2 separate regions of the Homo sapiens genome follow, and region 2 is linked to region 1. Evidence: chromatin loops called from intact Hi-C (ENCODE). Cell type or tissue: Calu3. All regions are shown on one strand. Links, peaks and the distances in the headings refer to the core of each region. The heading gives the core; the rest is flanking DNA.

Region 1 (2,858 bases), core at 1-2,500:
CTACTTATACATTATCTCATTTAGTTCTCTGTTTCACATAAGAACAAATTGAGGCAATAAACACAATTTCCTGGGAAGTTTTAATCCAGATTCCAGATAATGCAAATGTTCTAGGCCTTTAAAACCTATACACTGTTTCTACATTCTTTGTTATGCTCACTTTATAATCTTGACGAACTTATTAAACTTCCATGTGCCTTAATTTTGCCAATAGTGTTAATTATTATTACTATTACCTGTATGAACTATAGTTTGATATTTTTTTTTTTTTTGAGACAGAGTTTCACTCTTGTCACTCAGTCTGGAGTGCAATGGCGTGATCTCGGCTCACTGCAAGCTCTGCCTCCCGGGTTCGCGCCATTCTCCTGCCTAAGCCTCCCGAGTAGCTGGGACTACAGGCGCCCTGCACCATGCCTGGCTAATTTTTTTGTATTTTTAGTAGAGACGGGGTTTCACCATGTTGGCCAGGATGGTCTCAATCTCTTGACCTCGTGATCTGCCCGCCTCGGCCTCCCAAAGTGCTGGGATTACAGGCGTGAGCCACCATGCCTGGCAGAGAAAAAAATATTTTTTGGCTTAGAACTCTACCTGAAATCCCCTTCAGAAGAACTTGGGTTTCCATGTAGTTTGTTGACCTGCTGTTTTATAATACTGGAGTTGTCCCTTTTGTTTTCTTCTCCTTGAGGCTTTGGACATACTGGACACATAGACACTCAATAAAGCCTTGCCAACTGACTGCATAAAAAAACACAAATTGCTTATCTATAGAAATTCAAGGTATTTTTTCCCAAGGATACTAACAATCCCTGTTATACCAGCATTTGATGATTCACTGCAAATATTTGTGTGTTTTGACATATTCTAGTAGTTTACTCATCTAAATCGAAGGGTTCTTATCAGCATTTCTTTTCAAAGTTTTATGCTATGAGCAGTAACTCTTCCTTACTTAGACTTTGATATATATTACCTTTAAAATATGAGACAATTTGCAGACAAGGGGGAAAGAGGGATAACGCAATCATCAACTCAGTTATGTGGGATTAGCCTTATAAAATTGTACTACATCTTGAATGCTTCTGTCACCACTTCCTCAGACTGCTGTGTGTGGTCTGTTGCCTCAGAATGATTAATCACCTTCTGAAGGCAAATGAGACATCACCATGTCACTAGCATGGTGAATGGCTGGTCACAGGAAGGCAAACAATGGTCAGCAGTATTGGTTACTATTTAATAATTGACGAATGGGATTATTTTATTTTCTCTGAAAGATGAATGAGAGGTTACTTCAAGATAATGGCAGGAAGGGTAAACATCAAGAAGAAAGGGATGGAAATTCAGGACTGACTTAGGCAGGAAATGAGTTTAGCTGCAGTGACATCGTTTTGACAGTGCCTGCACAGTATGTGCCTGGCGCAGAGCCTGGAGAGAAAAAAAAACATTTTGACTACATTTCTTTGAAGGAAAATGAGGAGCATTAGATTGTATTCACAAAGGCAGATCTACAATCTGTCTTCTCAGAGGGACTAATATGTGTATGCTTTCAGTTTGGACTGCATCTGGGTCTCAGCTGCCTGGTTCTATATTGATTATTAAGTGTTATTTTTTGTCTAAATTAAGCTACTTTTTAGAACCACATTGTTAAATCAGTATTTCAAGATTGGAGCAATATTCATTAAGAAGAGCTATGAGCTTTTTGTCCTCAAATAAATTAATGTTGTCCCTTAACACCTCCAAGAATAAATCATGTGAAGCTAATTAAGATAGTGTTCACTCTTCTTGCACAGACAATTGGAAGCCTTTAGGGTCAAGAAAATGAATATTATTCTCTCTTAAAATGACTGTTATAGAAAAGAGCTACACCATATCTTATTTCCAGTAGTTCTTCCTTGAATGGGTACAGTTATAAACAGGAAATATGAACCCAGGCACCCATCTGATAAAGAATGACCAACCTTTCTGGTAAGAAGATGTTCACAGACATATATTCATGTTAAAAGTAGTTGTTTGGCCAGGTGCAGTGGCTTACACCTGTACTCCCAGCACTTTGGGAGGCTGAGGCAGGTGTATCACTTGAGCCCAGGAATTCGAGACCAGCCTGGGCATCTATACAAAAAATACAAAAAATTAGCTGGGCATGGTGACACGCACCTGTAATCCCAGCTACTTGGGAGGCTGAGGTGGGAGGATCACCTGAGCCCATGAGGTCAAGGCTGCAGTGAACCATGATCGTACTACTGCACTTCAGCCTGGGGGACAGAGTGAGACCTTATCTCTAAAATGAAAATAAATAAAATAATAAAAGCAGTTGTTTATTAAGACACCTTTTCCAATCCCCATAAATCAAAGTTTAAAATCCTTGCAAAAAACACCATATGCTGATCTCCTCAAGCAACCTAAGGAGCCAGCTCTTGAAAAATAAAGCCAACATTGGTTAAGCCAAGAAGCATTGCTGTTAAATGCAAATGCCAAAAATTGATTTATAAGATAATCAAAAGCTGAAGATCACAGTATCATGGTCATGTGAAATTTTCTTATATGTAAAATGAGAAAATTGAAAAAGATAAATGTAGAACTCTGAATACATGGAATAAAAAGTTGTGTGCAATTGCCTCAGAATAATTTTTTCTTTCACTGAAATTGAAATATATTTTATGTATAGTTAACTTTTGATATTTCTGGACTATAAATATTTGCTATAGTATTTTATAGTTAATTGGTGTTTGTCCTTCCTATTTGATGGTTTTAATTAAGAAACTTTGGCTTTTTTTAGTAACTAATAGATGCATAATGTCTATATTGATTTAACTTTCAGTAAGAGATTTGGGAGTTAGTCTATATGACTGTAAGACAGAAATGCT
Region 2 (2,928 bases), core at 317-2,816, 150 kb before region 1:
AATCTTATAGAACCACATATGTTTTGTAACCCAAAACTTAAAATACATAAAATAGACAATGAGTTGCTAGAAAAATAAAGGGAGGGATCAGTAGCCATAAGAACAGTACTTGCTTTCTATGCTTCTTTTCCACTGGAACCATGTTTATAATTTTTTTAACCATGATCAAAATAAAATCATTTTACATTACAACTGGGAACACACATTCATATTAAAAATAAGAAATGAAGCAAACTTTTCATGAAACATTATGTACTATTATGTTTTCCATTCTATTGTACTCCAAACAAACACAACACTTGGCATGACTCGCTACATTGATTTCATGACCCACTCATGTGTCATGACCTGCAGTTTAAAATCATTAACCTAGACAGTGGGATGCTTTAGGAGATACATCCTGTTTTATCCGTTGGCATAGTGTGCATGCTTGACACAGTATATGATTTAATAAATGCGTGTTGCATGAATAAAACAAAAAGCAGGAGAAAAGAGGGGAGACTGCAGCTCAGAAGTTGTAAGGTCTAGGCTCTTCATTTTCTCTTTGTATATTAAACTCAGGTGAAAAAATATATTTAAACATAGGCAGTCAATTATTTCTCTGAGGCAGGAGATGTGAGTTACATGGAAAGAGCCACGTGTTGTGAGTAGAACCTGCGTGCAAGTAGATGCTACTTGTGGAGCATCATTGAGAGAACATAGTGTATCAGCCCAGCCCCTAATAATGCCACCACTATCATCTAGCTTTCTGGGAGTCCCTCATCTGAACGCAAACACTATTAAGAGAAAACTGTAAACGATCTCAGACATTTATCTGGAAGAACAATTGAAAACTGGGGAGGTAGATGAAGACCAGAAGGAAAGGAAGGGGTTAATGGAAGAAATGAAAATTGTTTGGTATGTTTTGCTGTTTTGCCTGCTGGTTTTATGAGATTCTTGTAAATATTTTTCCATTCCTGTTTTAGCGCTGGCTTCACTCTTGATTGCTTAGAATGATTGGTTGTGATGTGGGGAGCAAGTGACAGGAGTATGTATAAGGCTGATGAGGAGCCATGGTTTTCACAGTGGCTGTAGAGTGAACACTGATGCAGAGGCATCTCCACGGTGTTTGTCAACTGTGGCAGCAGTAGTGGCTGCTGATAATTATGATGAAAAGTTATACATTGTACTTATTTAAGCCTCAGAAGTCCTGTAGTGTAGATGTATGTTTTTGGGTGGTTGCAATTTATTTACTCTCCCCCACCTCCCAGTTTTATATAGAAATCAAGAAAAACACTGAAGCTACAAACTAGTGGTTGGCGAGATGTTGAAAAGACTTCAAGATTGATATTTATTTGATTTCAAGTAACTCAAACACAAGCTTACTTTATTTCAGAACGGTGTGCCAACAAGAATTCTATCATTGTCTGATGAATGAACCAAGCTATAACTTTATACTATTCTTACTGGGGTTTATTGATTCAACATACCTGTGGCAATGTCTATAGTGCTCACCAAATAGTTCATGTGCTTCCTTTATTTTCCAGTCTCCCTGGTGGTTAAATTGAGGTTGTGCAACTATTTCTGGCCAGTGGGCTGTGAGTGAAATGATGTGTGCAATCTCCATTCTGAAGCATTTAAAAGTCAGTGTGACACTGTCAAACTCATTCTTCCCTCATCTCAGGGCCCATGGGGGCTATATGTTGAAATGTTGGAGTCACAAGATGTAAGAAGCCTTGATTTCTGAGTCATTGCATGGAGGAAATACCTTGAAACATCTTTTTATCTGAATCAGTCTCTGTGGGAGTGATAAATAAACTTTTGCCACTGAAATTTGGGGGTTTATTTTTTACTACAGTACAGTTTATCTTATTCTGACTAAGCTAGGTACTTTGCTAGGTACTAGGGATAGAGAGATTAATAAAATATAATCCATGCCAGTAAAGAATTCCATCTGTTATAGGAGATAAGTACATACTCTTACCATTATAATACAATGAAATAAGTGCTATGATAGAGATAGACAGGGTTGAGTGGGTTTACTCAGATGCAGCACCTATCCCTGACTGGGGTGGGGGTTGGAAAGTCCTCCAAGCAAGGTGACATATAAGCTAGGTAAAAAATTAAGAGAAGGGTGTCTAGGTGAGAATAAGCTGTATGTGCAATGATAGAGCAAGGCACATTTGAAGAGCTGTAAGTAATTCTGTGCAACTAGAGCATCAAGTTGCTGGGTGTGGGGTGTGGAGTGATGAAAGATGAGGCTGGAGAGATAAATGAGGATGGATGATAAATACTGTTGGACTCTATTCTAAGGGGGGTTGGAATTCATCCTAGTGAAAGATTAAAGCATTAGTCAAGAAGGGATATAATCAGATCTATGATTTCTAAAGATCACTCCAGCAATAGAGAAAAGAGAAGAGAGCCACGGACCAACAAGGTCTCAGGAACCCAAGGGGAATATCAATATTTGAACCACCAGCAGAAGAAATATGTGGCAGAGATTACAAAAGAGGAATCAGGCTAAGACAAAAAGCAAAACAGAATGTGAATGCAGTATCCAAGGGAGTTGAGGTTTCAAGAGGAAAGTTGCTTTCCAAAGAATTAAAGTACTCTAATAGCATAAGAGAAATTACAGTGAAGTGGAGAGGCGTGGTTGAAGTCAAATTTAATAAGTGGAGGAGTGAATAGGAGTAGAGAAAGTAAAGTCAGTAAAAAAGGTTCTTCTAATAAAAGTCCCGAGTGAAGAGAAGGAAAGCCCTGTGGCTATTACTTGAGAGAGACAAAGTATAGAAGGAGTTTATTTCTATGTCTGAATGTCCTTCAACCAATCTTCCACAAGGGAATTGTTCACTCTGTAAAACACACACACACACAGAAACACACATATACACACACCCAATAAAGAAAAGAAAAACTATTGTTATAAACCCGAACCTCTCATTTAATTTC

What was found. A loop is a pair of places that touch in the nucleus more often than their neighbours do. Peaks named below come from ENCODE experiments on the same cell type or tissue, not always from the same donor. Only the 100,000 strongest peaks of a DNase experiment are listed, where the experiment ranks them.
Region 2: a loop joins it to region 1, with 3 times the contacts of the local background. A loop is called at or near these places in 1 of 110 quality-filtered maps.

The regions. Positions count from the first base shown.
Region 1 is chrX:20,829,014-20,831,871 of GRCh38, forward strand. No RefSeq gene overlaps it. Among named protein-coding and RNA genes, the nearest start is that of CNKSR2, 540 kb to the right of the region's middle. In Calu3, for the core only: no CTCF peak of the experiment used is centred there; a DNase peak (open chromatin) is centred at 1,148.
Region 2 is chrX:20,679,582-20,682,509 of GRCh38, forward strand. All of the region lies in intron 2 of LOC124905257 (a long non-coding RNA gene), which reads right to left. Among named protein-coding and RNA genes, the nearest start is that of RPS6KA3, 410 kb to the left of the region's middle. In Calu3, for the core only: a CTCF peak has its summit at 1,558; no DNase peak of the experiment used is centred there.